Linked DNA regions of Homo sapiens: region 2 is linked to region 1. The links are chromatin loops, found by intact Hi-C in ENCODE. Cell type or tissue: mammary epithelial cell. All regions are shown on one strand. Region 1 overlaps CRISPLD2 (cysteine rich secretory protein LCCL domain containing 2). Region 2 overlaps CRISPLD2 (cysteine rich secretory protein LCCL domain containing 2).

Region 1 (8,000 bases):
ACCCAGGAGGTGGAGGTTGCGGTGAGCGAGATCACGCCACTGCACTCCAGCCTGGGCAACAGAGTGAGACTCTGTCTCAAAAAAAAAAAAAAAAAAAGCAATGGGCCGATTTTCCAAAAAATAGGAGATACACAGCAACAACCAATCAAAAGGGCCCCCAGTCCCTCTGAGCCAGCAGGATAGTGTGGCCTTCCTGCTTTAATCCTACAAGAAAAGTAACTGGGACGACCCATCCAAATTTTGTTGTTTCTTTTTTTTTTGAGATGGAGTCTCGCTCTGTCACCCAGGCTGTAGTGCAGTGGCGTGATCTCTGCTCACTGCAACCTCCACCTCCTGGGTTCATGCCATTCTCCTGCCTCAGCCTCCCGAGTAGCTGGGACTACAAGTGTCCAACACCACGCCTGGCTAATTTTTTTCTATTTTTAGTAGAGACGGGGTTTCACCTTGTTAGCCAGGATAGTCTCGATGTCCTGACCTTGCGATCCACCCTCCTCGGCCTCCCAAAGTGCTGGAATTACAGGCGTGAGCCACTGCGCCCGGCCTGTTCATCGTTTGTACTCTCTGCATGCAGCCTTTGCTGACTCTAAAACCTCCCCTCGCTGCTCAGTTCGTGGAAGCACCTTTCTATTCTGTACTTGGGATATTGCCTGATACATGAATTGCTAATAAAAGCCGATAAGATCTTGCAAACTCGCATTTGTTGGAATTTTGTTCTAGAAGGCAGCATGGCGCCTTGTAGACCCCAAAGCGTTGTTCACAGTGTGCAACCAGGGCCAGGCGCGGTGGCTCACGCCTGTCATCCCAGCACTTTGAGAGGTCGAGGCCGGCAGATCACTTGAGATCAGGAGTTCAAGACCAGCATGGGAACATGGTGAAACCCCATCGCTACCAAAAATACAAAAACAAAAATTAGCTGGGTGTGGTAGCAGGTGCCTGTAATCCCAGCTACTTGGGAGGCTGAGGCAGGAGAATCATTTGAACCCAGGAGGTGGAGGTTACAACGAGCCGAGATCACACCACTGCACTCCACCCTGGGCGATACAGTGAGACTCTGCATCAAAAAAAAAAAAAAAAAAAAAAAAGTGCAACCAGTGCCAGGTGCAGTGGCTCACGCCTATAATCCCAACATTTTGAGAGGTTGAGGCAGGTGGATCACTTGAGGTCAGGAGTTCAAGACCAGCCTGGCCAAGATGGTGAAACCCCATCTCTACCAAAAATACAAAAACAAAAATTAGCTGGGTATGGTGGCAGATGCCTGTAATCCCAGCTACTCGGGAGGCTGAGGCAGGAGAATAATTTGAATCCAGGAGGTGGAGGTTGCAATGAGCCGAGATCACACCATTGCACTCCAGCCTGGGCGACACAGGGAGACTCTGCGTCAAAAAAAAAAAAAAAAAAAAAGTGCAGCCAGGAGTGTTCTTTCCACATCAAAATTAAAATGGAAAAGACTAATCATAGCCGCACATTTTAGTTGTTGAACACACAATCCTTAAGGCAAAAAACACTCTCCCTCTCAACCCTGTCTTTCTGCACCAAGTTCTCCCCAGAGGAGAGATGTTTAGATCTTATGTGGATGTTAACAATTATTATATTTTTTCCCTCACCCATTTTTTCAACACAAATATTATATACATACTGCCATAGACATACCACTCTGCACTTTGCTTTTTTAGCTTAACAATATATCTCGGGATTTGTTGCTTTACTATACAGAAAGAACTCATTCTTTTTATCCACTGCATAGTATTCCATTGTAATAAAGTGTTATATTTAACTGGATCCCTATTGGTGGACATTTAGTTCTTTCTAATCTTTTTTTTTTTGCGTGTGTGTGTGTGTGTGTGTGTGTGTGTGTGCAGTGACACCATCATGATTCACTGCAGCCTCAACCTCCTGGGCTCAAGTCATACTCCCACCTCAGCCTCACCAGTAGCTGGGACCACGGGTGCATACCACCATGCCTGGTTAATTTTCGTATTTTTTAGAGATGGGATTTCACCATGCCGCCCATGCTGGTCTCGAACTCCTGGGCTCAAGCAATCCTTCCGTCTCAGCCTCCCAAAGTGCCCGGATTATAAGCGCGAGCCATTGAGCCCGTGTTTTCTAATTTTTTACCTTTGCAAACAATGTCATTGTTGTCCATGGGACTTTTTGCTTTTGTGTGAGGGTGCCTGAGAGTGAGCGCCTAGGAGTGGAATTGCTGGACCAAAGGACGTGCATTTGCATCTTGACAGCTGCCAACCTGCCCTGCATAAAGATAACACCTGCAGACTCCCCGGACAATGACAACGGGGCTGTGCGATGCCTCCCAGCGCTGTGTGATGCCTCCCAGCGCTGTGTGATGTCTTGCTTTTGGTTCTTGACCAATAGAAGGTAGGGAGTGGCATCCAGATATCATTTTCATTTGCATCTTGCTCATGATGAAGGAGTTTGAGTATAAGATTAACAGCCTAGTCACCATTTCTGGGCGGGGTTTCCTTTAGGATCTCCGCTCCAAACAAAGAGAGCCCCCAGATTGGAAACTGCCAGACTAGCCAGGAGACCCCGGCCCTCTCAGGCTGCTAAGATCTGCAATCCTCCGAGAGCAGGCCGCTTGGAATTCCTGGTTGTTTTTTAGCCCTTCTCCATGGCAGCTTCACACTTTTGGCTACCCTGGAATTGAACTTTTGAAACGTGTATCAGATGGGAGCACTCGGAGAGATGGAGCTGCAAAGAAACGCCAAGAGCCAAGACCCAGGCAGAACGCTTGGCCGCAGGTGGCTCCGGACCAAGAGGAGGAGAAAGAGTGGCCAGGGGCTGGGGTGACCCTGGCGGCCCTGCTGGTTTCTGGAAAGTTCAGATTCCAGGGCCCTCCTCAGGCCTTGGGGGATGTAAGATTTCCCTGAATTCTCTGTCCAAGTGAATATCCTGGGAGAACCAACCAGGGCCACAAGTTACTGTGGTTATTCTGCATGGGGGGCAAGCCACGTTGGGGAAAATTACCAGGGGTCTGTGTCCCTCCTGACTTACTATGGGTCTGCAGATTCTATGGACGGTGCAGTGGGTTCTCATGTTCTCAGGGCCCCAAACAACCAAGGGACAAGGGAACCATTCAGGCTGCCGTCCAGATGTAGACATGGCCAGCCCAAGGGCCCTGGGTATCTTGCCTGGACAACCATGCACCCCATTAAACAACCTGCTCACCTTGGAGGTAAGAGCAGGCCCCGACAAGCTGGGCAAGTATTTCCTAACACATCAAAGAATGTGCTGACACCGCCCAGGATGCCACCGTGCAACTGGCAGCATCAACTGTTGGTGCCATCCACCGCCACAGGTAAAAATTCCCGCAGGTTTGGGCACCAAGAAAAATTCCCCACCTTCAGTGTCCCCAGTTGTTCATGCCTCAAGCAGTTATTAAGCTCCAGGTATGCTGGGGAAGTTGGTAGTTGTACGTGTCTGATGAATAACGAGTGTGGCTTGATAATTATAAAATACCCTTCCCGCCCTTCTTTCCCAAATCTTGCCCTCTGATTCTCTTTTTGGATTAGCTTGTAACTCCCATACATGCCTGAAGGAGTATAAATTGCTGCAGTATTTCTGGGTAATTTTCATAAAAGGTATTGGACTTTTTATCAAGTGTATCAAGCAACTTTCATAAAGAGCACTAAACAACTTTGATACAGGGTATTGAAAATCCCTCAGGCGGGGCACAGTGGCTCACACCTGTAGTCTCAGCACTTTGGGAGGCTAACGTAGGCGATTGCTTGAACCCAGGAGTTTGAGATCAGCCTGGGTGACACAGTGACCCCTGTCTCTACAAAAATAAAAAAATTAGCCAGATGTGGTGGTGCACGCCTGTGGTCCCAGCAACTAGGGAGGCTGAGGTGGGAGGATTGCTTGAGTCCAGGAGTGCAATGGTGCAATCACAACTCACTGCAGTTGAGGCTGCAGTGAGCCCAGGAGTACAACGGTGCAGTCACAGCTCACTGCAGTTGAGGCTGCAGGGTCTCACTTATGTTGCCCAGGCTGGAGTGCAGTGGTGCAACTGGGACTATAAGTGAGAAATAAAAGCCCTCAACCAACTCTGAACCAATTGCTCAACTCAGCAAAGTCTCATTCAACCAGTGTTTACTGAGCACCTGCTATGTGCCAAGTGCTGGGCAGCATCAGGGCTGTGGGGTTAACAAGACCAGTGAGGCTCTTGCCTTCAGGAAGTTTACAGTCTGGGGTGGGGTGAGAAGTAGCAAAACATATGCAAGAAACAGTTTCAGAAGGTGATGAGTCAGGGGAAATGACACAGATCCATCAGGGAGCAGGAGACAAGTGCAGGCTGGATGGTGGAGAACGCTGCCTAGGGAGGGGCCATTTCAGTCTAAAACAGCCCAGGAACGTATGAGAGCCCAGAGGGTACCAGACAGCAGCTACAAAAGCACTGAGGTGTGCATGATCTTGGTGCAGTCAAGGAGCAGAGAGGCCAGTGAGGTGGAAATGTAGGAGGAAGATGCACAGAGAGGGTGGGGGAGCGGGCAGGGGCCGAAGCAGCTGCGGCCTTGAATGGGAGTGGGGCGGATTTGATTCTTAGTACAATGGAAAGCCACTGGCGGGGGAGCCTTACACAGGAAAGGATGTGCTGACTTTTTTCCTTGGTGCGACACTGTGCATTGCATTAGGACAGCACTTTGGTGGCTGTGGCTGTTCTGGTAAGAGGAAGTCACCTAAATAAATCGGCAAGAAAGTGCACAGGCTTGCGCAAAAATGTTCTTTCTAGTGTTGTTTATTACAGTGAAAGAAAAAAGGAAACGATCTGAGTGTCAATCAGTGATGATAAACGGATGATGGTCTCTCCATGCCTCCGAATCTGTGCAGCCACTGAAACCACGGTGTGGCTAGACAGGCTAGGGCTTGAAGAGCTAGCCACAATCCGATTAACAAAACAATACTAATAGCATAATCCCTTTTTAAAAAGCGTGTTTAAGCCGGGTGTGGTAGCTCACGCCTGTAATCCCAGCATTTTGGGAGGCCAAGGCAGGCGGATCACCTGAGGTCAGGGGTTCGAGACCAGCCTGGCCAACATGGCGAAACCCCGTCTCTACTAAAAATACAAAAATTAGCCGGGCCTGGCAGTGGGTGCCTGTAATCCCAGCTACTTGGGAGGCTGAGGCATGAGAATCACTTGAACCTGCGGGGCAGAGGTTGCAATGAGCCGAGGTCAAGCCGCTGCACTCCAGCCTGGGCAAAACAGCGAAACTCTGAAACTCCGTCTCAAACAAACAAACAAACAACAAAAAAAGGCGTGTTTATATGTAAACACAGAAGAAACCTGAAAGAAAATACACTGGAATGTTTACAGAGGTTGTTTCTGGGTATGGGAAGTTGAGTGCTATGAAGATCTTAAAATTATTTTCACTATATTGTTGAGGTTTCTCTAGTCTTTTTGAGACACGGTCTTGCTCTGTCACCGAGGCTAGAGTGCAGTGGTGCAATCTCCACTCACTGTAGCCTCCTCCACCTCCTGGGTTCAATCAATTCTCCTACCTCAGCCTCCCAAGTACCTGGGACTACAGGTGCATGCCACCATGCCCGGCTTTTTTTTTTTTTTTTGTATTTTTAGTAGAGATGGGATTACACCCTGTTGGTCAAGCTGGTCTTGAACTCCTGGCCTCATGTGATCCTCCCACCTCAGCCTCCCAATGTACCTGGATTACAGGCATGAGCCGCCGCACCCGGCCTAGAAAGGCCCTTTAAAGGCCAGAGTAAAGGGGCAGGAACAATCCAGGGACTCTCTGAAGAGCTCCCCAGAAGCACGGGGCTCCCTCCTAGAGGCCAGCCAGGGACAGGCACGTGGGGCTGCATCCCCCTCAATTGCCTTGAAAGTGACCTGAGGAGGAAGAGCTTGCCTTTTGGCATCACCCAACACACAGACGGGATTAAGGAGGGTGGACGGCCGGTTCTGGTTCCAGAGGCAGACAGGGAAGCTGCCCTGTGGAGTCCTGAAGCCAGCACTAAAAGGACGGCAGAAGAGGAACCCCTGAGTGCTTAGTCTTCTGGCTTTTAAAAAGTGTAATTTATTTTTAATTATTAAGAAATATCATTTATATGTATATAACTGTCTCTATATGTATGAGTGTACATACATGACTGTGGACACAGATGCTCCCTGACTTACGGTGGGTCGCGTCCTGATAAACCCATCGGAAGTCAGAAGTCCACATCGGAAATGCACTGAATACACCTCGCCTCCATCACAGCTCAGCCTCGCCTACCTTCCGTGTGCTCAGGACACTGACCTTAGCCCACAGCTGAGCAAAATCACCTAACACAGGCCTATTTTACAAGGAAGTTAGTATAAAGAATTTTCAATCAAAATGCAAAATTTGAAGTATGGTTTTTGCTGAATACATATGGCTCTCACACCATTATAAAGTTGAAAAGTCATAAGTTGAACGATCTTAAGTGTCTAAGACTGTCTGTATATGTGTATGTGTCTGTGTGTGTGTGTCTCTCTCTATATATAGTCTTTTTTTTTAAAGGATTCCAATCCTGGCTGGGCACGGTGGCTCACACCTGTACTCCCAGCACTTTGGGAGGCTGAGGTGGGCGGATCACTTGAGGTCACGAATTCGAGACCAGCCTGGCCAACATGGTGAAATCCCATCTCTACTAAACATATATATATATGAAAAAAATTAGCCAGGTGTGGTGGCGGGTGCCTGTAATCCCAGCTACCTGGGAGGCTGAGGCAGGATAATCACTGAACCCAGGAGGCAGAGGTTGCAGTGAGTGGAGATCGCGCCACTGCATCCCAGCCTGGGCAACAGAGGGAGACTCCATCTCCAAAAAAAAAAAAAAAGGATTCCAATCTTGTTCTCCCAGAGTCTCACCCCTCTATTGATCCCTCAGGAAAATTTCAAAGTTAGACAGGTACAGGTTTAGCTCTCATCTTTAGGACCTTGGGCTGGTTAACCCTTTTCTCTGAGCCTCAGTTTCCCCATCTGTAAACTGGGTTCCTCAAAGTGCCCACTCCTTAGGGACACTGTAAAAAGTCCATGAGCCTCTCCAGGGAGGTACCTGGGCCAGAGGCGAGCATCCAGCAGGTGCTCAGTAGCCGGGAGCTACAAATGCCATCGCCCCTGCTAGGTTTAAACCTTGCCCTCCCTTCAAAGTGAGAATGTGGGCAACGCAGGCTGGGTATGCACAAGTGGTGAGTGAACTATCCTCACAAAGCCCACACTCTAGGGAACTGTCAAACCTCTTCATCTCATTTGATGAAATATATCATTATTCTTAGGGGGGAAAAGTTTCAGACTAGCACGTATAATACAATCTCCGTTTTGATTTGTATGTGAGTTTTATGTGCACGGGGGAAAAACAGGTCAAGAAAAGTTATAAATCAGCAGTTAACTGAGGTTAACAGGGCACCTGTTGGGACTCTTACTTTTTGCTCTCTGGATGTATTATTTAAATAATAAGTATGTATTTCTTGTATCGTAAAGACAGGAACAAGTATATCTTGGCATTCAAGGGTCTCCCTGGCCCCTTCTTGGGAAGGGTCTGTGCCCCAAGTTCAGTGGCCTGTCCAGGCTGAGGAAGTCATGAGTGCTGCTTAAAAGCATGGATTCTGGTACAGGCGGCCTAGGTTTGAGTCCCAGCTCTGCCCCTGGTAGGCTGGGTGACCTTGGGCAAGTCGTTTAACCTCTCTGTGCTTCCCTTCCTTTACTGATAAAATAGGGATAATGACGGTTCCTACTTTGCAGGGCTGTTGGGGAATGAGATGTGCTAACGTGTGCAGAGCTGGTGGAAGTTTGGAATACGAGTGGAGGAGGGGAACCTGCCTGTCTGCTATCAGCAGCTCCTCTGCAGAGCACAGAGAACCTCATGTCCCAGCCTCGGGGCAGCCTGGCTTGGGGGAGAGTGCAGGGCTCCTTAGATCTGGAAATGATAGCTTAGTATCTTCTGTTTCTCAGGATTTCTAGACCCATAGCGAGATCTTCAGTCACCTGACCCTTGAGATTCTCGGTGCT
Region 2 (8,000 bases), 63 kb after region 1:
TTGCTCTGTCACCCAGGCTGGAGTGCAGTGGTGCAATCTCAGCTCACTGCAGCCTTGACTTCCCAGGCTCAAGCGATCCTCCTTCCTCAGCTCCCACCCCCCACCTCCACCTCCACCTCAGTCCCACTGCAGCTGGGACTACAGGTGCGCACCACCATGCCCGGCTAACTTGGATTTTTTTGTAGAGACGGGGCTTTACCATGTTACCCAGGCTGGGACGTGGGTTTGTTTAAAAAGCCATTCATAGCTGACGGATGGCCAAGGTGGAGGCTCCCGGTTGGTGGACGAGGAGGGACCCTGGAAGACTGTGGTCCATTCCTCTGTAGTTCTGGAAAACCAGCCAGGAAGGAAGTTTCCACACTGGAGCTTGGGGTCAAGTAGCAGCATCGCCCAACCACACCTGGAACACCCATCACAATCACCCGGGAGGGTTGACCTTGGCTGTCTTCTGTCACCGTTAGCTCCTTTCCCGGTTAGCAAAGCCTAGGGGTTGGGGAGGCAGGGTCAGTCTGTGCCGGGCCCTTCACAGCCTCGACTTATCTCACAGTCATGGCAACCACGCGAGGAAGGACTCTCCAAGTGGAAAGTGAGGCTCACACGGGCTAAGGAGAAGTCAGGGTGGTGCAGCTAGCGTGTGGCACAGCTGAGATCAGCATCAGCAAAGCCCAGCCCTGGGCCCCTCCCCACTCTGCCTCCAGGTGGGAAAGGCTGAGAGCTGTGTTCCCAGTGGAGCTACCAAGAGTGACATGAAGGCAACGAGGCAGGCTCTGCACAGGGAACCCACGTGTGTTGTTTTGGCAGAATGTTAAGAACAGAGCCAGAGCCAGACAGGGTGACTCATGCCTATAATCCTAGCACTTTGAGAGGCTGAGGCAGGAGGATTGCTTGAGCCTAGGAGTTCAAGACCAGCCTGGGCAACGTAGCAAGACCCCCATCTCCACAAAATATTTAAAATCTAGCTGGGCACCATGGTGCATGCCTGTAGTTCCAGCTACTTGGGAGGCTGAAGCAGGATCGCTTAACCCCGGGAGTCTAAGGTTTCAGGGCATGACGATTGTGCCATTGCACTCCAGCGTCAGTGGCAGAGTGAGACCCTGTCTCAAAACAAACAAACAAAACAGAACAGAGCCGGGATCCTCCCCTGCCAGAGGAGACCCTGAGCCAGCCATCACACGCACTGGCTGGGGAACAGAGCTGGCTGGGGAACAGAGCAGGCTGGTGGCCCAGGCCCCACCCCCGGTGCCAGCCTCTGCGGCCGGAGCCGGCGCTCACCATGTACTCCATGTTGGAGGCCTGAGGCTGCACCTGGCCCCGAAGCTTGTTGTGCAGCATGAGGATCTCCTCCTTGTCCTCCCTGGGGATGGCTCTGCGGACCCGGGAGTGAGACTCGTTGTGCTGGTATTTGCTGAGCAGCTCCTCTAAGAGAGTGACGTTGGGCAGGAGGTAGCCTTGGGATCCGCAGACCAGGAACAGCAGCCCCAAGGGGATGACACCACCCAGGACGCAGCTCATGGCTCCACTCCTGCAGCAACTATGGGACTCACGGGGCAGCCTGGGCTCCTCGGGCAGAGCTGGGCGCTTGAGCTCTGAAAGGAAGCAGAGGGTGGTGGGAGAAGTCGCATTAGTAGGAGCCGGTCACAGCGCTGGCTGGAGCAGCGAACGCAGCACACACGACTCTCTCCATTTTACAGATGCGGAAACTGAGGCCCACAGAAGCTAAACAAGCAAGGTCCCACAGACAGGAAGTGGTGGAGCTGGGATTTACGCCAAGGGTTTCCAGCGAGGCAAGCTGTCAGGATTCCAAAGAGGATAACCTAGAACAGTTCTTCCTGGACTCAAGTTTTCCTTGAGCGAGTCCCTGCATTTTCTAATTATGAGTCAGCATCTCTTATTCATTCAGGACTCAGGTGAATCTCAGGCACAAATTAGCTTCTATCACCTGCCCCAAGGGGATTGCTAAAGTCATTTCCCATCACCAAAGGATGCTCCGTGGACCAACGTTGAGAGCAAACTTCTAGTCCCTGTGAAGTCAGACTCAGTTTACCAATAGTGGTTGACATATGGCTCCTCTTATCACGGCCCTCGCCCCGGGCCCCACCCGCACATCTGTTGCACACTAAGACACAGCTGCCCAGAACCACGTCCAGCCAAGGCCTCAGCCTTTTGTTCCCTCAGAAAACCCTTCATCAGCACCTACACAGGCCGGTCGTTTATGTTATTCTCAATCACCATGGCAACCCAGGAGGTCAGGCTGTTCTCATCCCCATTTTACAGATAAGAAACCTGTGGCTGGCCGGGGGCGGTGGCTCACGCCTGTAATCCCAGCACTTTGGGAGGCCGAGGCGGGCGGATCACAAGGTCAGGAGATCGAGACCATCCTGGCTAACACGATGAAACCCTGTCTCTACTAAAAAATACAAAAAATTACCCGGGCGTGGTGTCACGCGCCTGTAGTCCCAGCTACTTGGGAGGCTGAGGCGGGAGAATGGCGTGAACCCGGGAGGCGGAGCTTGCAGTGAGCCGAGATTGCGCCACTGCACACTAGCCTGGGCGACAGAGCGAGACTCCGTCTCAGAAAAAAAAAAAAAAAAAGCAAGCTATGGCTTAGTGTGGTGACAAGACAAGCCCAGGGCCGGCCTCCTGGTAAGCAGAGATGCTGAAATTCGAAATGATGATTACAAAGACCCAGAGTTTTCCAGCAAGCTACCTTGACTCCTCTGTCCCTGGGGGCCAACTACCTCCCCTCCATTATAGGGTCACGAACCACAGACCTCCTCCTCCTGGCTTGCCATCTGAAAAATGTATGTCATTGGCCCAAGAAGACAAGGAAGGGCTTGAACGAGTGCGTCCACGCACACCCCTCCTCTCTGCTTTCCTCGCAGGGGAGAGTCGGGGCCACCCAGTCACCTCCATCAAGCGCCTTATTTTGTGCTGGACTCCGAGATGGAGACTGGGGATGCGAAGATGAAGAGGACTCTGTCCCTGGCCTCAAGGAGCTCAGTTAGGTCGGGGAGATGGAGGAGGAAACCCGCAGTCCCCACATAGCAGGACAAGGCTGACTCTAAAGACAGTGCCAGGCCCTCGAGGGCCGGAAGAAGCAGCTCTGTCTGGAGGGTTGGGTGGTGGCCGTGCCTCAGGCTGACCCGTCGGAACTCCACGGGGCTCAGTTCTTCACATGAGTCCTCCCTGGTCTTCACCCCCATAGCACCAACCAGGTGTTTACCAGTCAAGTTGGCTGGGACAGTGGCAGTGCAAGGTGGGCATCCTCGGGTGGGGCCGGGGTGGGGAGATGTAGATCAAGGCCTGGAGGGGATAGAGGCCAAGACGGGCATCCCAGGAAGCAGAAACGTTGGCAACAGGCGACAGAGGCTGAGCCAAAGAGCTATGGGAATGCTGTGGTTCCCATTCCCGACCCCTGGAAACTCTCCAGGGTCCTGACTGAGCCTGCGCCTCAGACAAAAATAACCCCATGCGGAGAGGAGAGGCTTGGCTTGCTTTGTAGCAGGGCAGACGGGCTGCCCTCCTCCAAAGCCGAGCCCGGGGCTGCGTGGGGAGGACCTCTGCGTGCTTACTCGTCCCACTGGGAAGCAGACCAAGAATGCAGAACTTCTCAGGATCCCTGATCTCTCTCTCTCAGGTTAGTCACACCACCATATATGAGCATTTCCAGCTGCAGGCGGCCAGGCTCAAAGAAGAGATGCCAGAAAACTCTGACGCTGGGTTGAGGTTGAGAGTGCGGTAATCGGCGTCACGGGGTGTCCTCCTGGTGTCATGACGATGCTCCGCTGATTTGCATGTACATAATGAGATATCTTGGGGATAAGACCCAATCTAAACACAAAATTTGTTGATGTTTGAGATACACCTTATACATGTAGCCTGAAGGTAATTTCATCCAACATGTTAAAATAATTTTGTGCATGGAACAAAGTTTTCACTATGTTTTGACTGCAACCCATCACATGAGGTCAGGTGTGGAATTTTCCACACGTGGCTTCAGGGCAGTGCTCAAAAAGTTTTGGATTTTGAAGCATTTCGGATTTTGGATTGTCAGATCAGGGAGGGCCAACCTGTGCTTAACAAAATAAAACAAAATGCCAAAGTGAGAAAACAGGAGGAGTCAAATGCTGTTTTTAAATGAGTCCTCTGGCACGTCCTCCTGAGCCAGCGTGAGCTATCCCAGGAGATCTGACTGGCCGCCTTTGTTCTGAATGTTAAAGGGACTTCCACAGCTTAGAGGCTGGTCCTTCTCTAAGGATTCCAAAGAGAAGTTATGAAGTCTCAGGTGGAGCTTTAGAGTTGGGAGAACCACGGGGTTTAGTGAAACCTCCACATTGGAAGACAACAGAAGGAAAAGGGGAGAGGAATGGGAGGGTTTCTCCAAGTGCCCTCATGTGCACCACAAAAGCCACCAGCCTGGGAGACACAGGCCTGCCATGCTGGGTGGTGTGCCAGTACTGTTGGGTCTGAAAGTGGTTGGGTTTGACTTCAGCCCAGAGGGCCTGGGGGTGGGTCGGAGGGTCCCTGCTTGGGAGGGGATGAGGCTCCTCCAGATCTGGATGGCTCCTACTACATTTGGGCCGCAGGAGAACACAGCAGATTTTGAGCAGAAAAGTAACCATAGGCCGGGCATGGTGGCCCACACCTGTAATCCCAGCACTTTGGGAGGCCGAGGCAGGTGGATCACCTGAGAAGTTCGACACCAGCCTGGCCAACACGGAGAAACCCCGTCTCTACTAAAAATACAAAATCAGTTGGGCGTGGTGGCGCCTGCCTGTAATCCCAGCTACTTGGCAGGCCGAGGCAGGAGAATTGCTTGAACCTGGGAGGTGGAGGTTGCAGTGAGCCGAGATCATGCCATTGCACTCTAGCCTGGGAGACAAGAGCAAAACTTCACCTCAAAAAAATTAAAAAAAGAAAAGTAACCATAAAAGGGCCAGCACCTCATTCCAGTTTGTACCCCCAGAGCCCAGTGCTGGGTGCACAGGAACAAGCACACAGCTATGGGTTTGAGCTGGTTTTCCCCAAACTCACACACTGGAGCCCTAATGTCCAGGACCTCCAAATGCAATGTATTTGGAGACGGGGCCTTTGCGGAGGTGATTAAGGTAATGTGAGGCCATGAGGTTGGGCCCTAACCAAGCTGACTGGTGTCCTTACTAGAAGAGTTTAGGACCGAGACACGCAGAGGACGACCACATGAGGACACAGGGAGAAGACGCCGTCTGCCAGCCACAGAGAGAGACCCCAGAAGAAACCAGCCCCGCCAGCACCTTGATCTTAGACTTCTGGCCTCCAGAACTGTGGGAATCTAAATTCCTATTGTTGAAGCTTGTGGTACTTTGCTGTAGCCGGCTTAACAGACCAACACACATCAGATAACACATGGCTGGACAGGACTGTTTCCAAATATGCCCCTGGCTATTGTAAAGAGGAGACACGAAGGAGGCAGACAGGCACGTTAGGAGGCCAGGCCAGGGTCCTGGCTGGAACCTGGTTGGTGCCATCTGCCAAAGCCACAAACCAATTGGCCGAGGCCCAGTTCACAGGGGCAGTGCCCGGCAGCCCTGGCCCACACTGCCCATTCTACCCTCACTTCTGAGACAGCTCAGTCGGAACCGGGACCGAAGCACTTCCACCCCTTTTCCATTGACAATGAAAACACACAAACTCTTTCCAAATGGGATGGACCTCCAAGTGGTCCCGGGCTTGCCAACATCAAGAAGGGGCTCACGCCAGCAACCCTCAGGGCGAAGGGGGCCGCCGGGGAAGACCTGCCCTGCGCCCGTCGTGGTGTGAGCGCCTGACCTCCGTGATCTCCTCTCACCCTCCTGACTTTCCAGAGTCTGGGCTCCATCACTCCCACTCTACAGATGAGGAGGCTGAAGTCCATGGAATTTAAGGAACCTGCCCAGGGCGAGCAGCAAGTCTGGAGCCGGAACGCAGCTCTTCTAACCTCGAGGCCCAGGTATGCCCTTGGCTTAGTGCCCTGCTGCCTCCCACGGAGTGGGCTTCCCTCTGGATGTGAAAATCCCAAGCACCCCCACCAACCCATGCAGGGGGAAGGGGGCTCCCAAACCAAACAACCGAATCTTGCCCTAAAGTTCTCTTCCACCCTCTTCTGCCTCCTGGGAAGGCTGCTGGGCTGGGGGAGTCAGGGCACGGGCCTCCCGGGTCACGTGGTGCCTCTGTTGATGAGAAGGCACCAACGTGTCACCCCCATGGGAGACGACGGAGACCCTCGCATCATGGTGACGTTCCACCAACACAAACACGCCCCCCCACCACCATCGGTGCTGCCCACTCGCCTTTGACCCAGATATGATGAGCTGATCTCTGACCTCTGACCTCTGGCAGATGGATGCCCCCTGCAGAGTGCCCTCCTAGCGTCCTGGAAGAGCTCACGCTTTGGTGGCTGCCCCGAGTGCACTTCGGTACCCAGGGTGTGAGGCTCCCACTCTAACTCTGCTCTTCTACCCCTGATGCTCCCAGGCAGGGCCGGGTGCATGCGCCACTCCTAGAGAGATGCCCCTGCATCCTGTCCACTCAGCCACTCATTGATAATGAAATATCACTAGGGACCGCGGGACAACACAGCAGAAATGCTCTCTAGAAGATTTTGTTCTCTTTTGCCAGAGTTGCAAAACTGAGCCCATAAGACCACAAGTAAGATAACGGCTCCGAGACCTCATGAAAACACACCAGATTTCAGCACACAGCAGAGGCTGGGAGGGGAACGGACAGAGCTTTCAGGTCCCAGGGTCAATGGTGAGACCCACAGCTGGCGAATCAAAGCGACGGGAGCCACACTTCTCCCGCGCTGCCCAGAGCTTTGAGATGCATTTGGACTCTAGCAGGGAGGCAGCTGTTTTCAGCCCCATTTTACAGAAAGTGCAACTGAGTCCAGGAGACTGGCATTTAGGAGACTGTGTGGCTAGTTTAAAGTGAAACCAAGACTTGAACTCAAACTTGCCAAAAGTTTGGAGGACTTTCAACACAGCTTGTTTGCACTATGAGCTCTCCAACCGCACCCCTCTACCCTGGCCGAGGCTTTGTGGACATTTAGGGGATCACCAAACCATGTGTCCAAGTTTAGCGAGGGGTCTCCCTGATGGTTATCTCTTGGGCGCCATCGTACTCAACACTCAGAAGTGAGTGAGGGAGAAGGAGCTGGGCTGAAGCTCATTGCGTCATTGGCCTGGGCTGCAAGTGCCTTGTGTTTAGGAGAATCTGCCAGAAAGATGAATCTCGGGACTTAGCCTGTCAGCCGTCAGCTCCCAGCCTGTGCCAAGCTCCCTGCTTTTGCACATGCTGTTCCCACAGCTCATCCCATGACCCCGACATGCCCCGCTTCACTGGCCCAGGCCAGGGAGATGAATTCCTGCTCATTGCTAAGACTCAGCCCGAGGAGCACGGCTTCCTAGAAACCTCCAGTGTAATCACACCGCAGACCTGCGGGTCTCGTTCACCGCCGAAGCGTCGATGTCTAAGTCAGTGTTTGATAAATATTTACGGGATGACTCTGTGGCCCCCTCCTGCTCCCAGCTAGATCAGAAAAGCCATATAAGGACTACGTCTGATTTGGGCTGCTTCTTTACTGACTGCAGCATGGGCTGTCGGGGAAGAGAGACCTGGGTTCAATTCTTGACCTTGCCCCTCACTGGCCCTTGGCCTTGCCCAAGCCTGTGTCATCTTGGACACAGCACCGAGCTTCTTGAGTTCACGTCTGTGGGTGGAGGGGAGTGACAGGCCCTACGGCTGTGAGGAAGGAAAAAGGTCCTGAACTTCAGTCCCCAGTCAGTGCACTGCCTGTTATAATAAGGAGGCTGTGCCAGAGCCTCCAAAAATGCATCGTTTGAAGGGATTTTAGAAGGCTGGAGTGAATAATGTGGAATGCTATGAACAGACAATTCTCTCTTCATATTATTTCAAAGCCCACGTTTACCTTAACAAAATCCAATGTTTAAAAATCCGGCTGGACATGGCGGCTCACGCCTGCA

What was found. Peaks named below come from ENCODE experiments on the same cell type or tissue, not always from the same donor. Only the 100,000 strongest peaks of a DNase experiment are listed, where the experiment ranks them.
Region 2: a loop joins it to region 1, with 2.9 times the contacts of the local background. A loop is called at or near these places in 5 of 110 quality-filtered maps.

What each region holds. Positions count from the first base shown.
Region 1 is chr16:84,894,870-84,902,869 of GRCh38, reverse strand. The region is part of intron 14 of CRISPLD2 (cysteine rich secretory protein LCCL domain containing 2); the gene reads right to left. Among named protein-coding and RNA genes, the nearest start is that of LINC02176, 29 kb to the left of the region's middle. In mammary epithelial cell, no CTCF peak of the experiment used is centred here; DNase peaks (open chromatin) are centred at 3,249, 4,269 and 4,839.
Region 2 is chr16:84,832,008-84,840,007 of GRCh38, reverse strand. CRISPLD2 (cysteine rich secretory protein LCCL domain containing 2) reads right to left here. Exons shown (of 15, transcript NM_031476.4): 2 at 1,273-1,586. The coding sequence starts at 1,512. Among named protein-coding and RNA genes, the nearest start is that of CRISPLD2, 16 kb to the right of the region's middle. RefSeq lists an enhancer at 3,268-3,836. In mammary epithelial cell, no CTCF peak of the experiment used is centred here; DNase peaks (open chromatin) are centred at 1,867 and 3,617.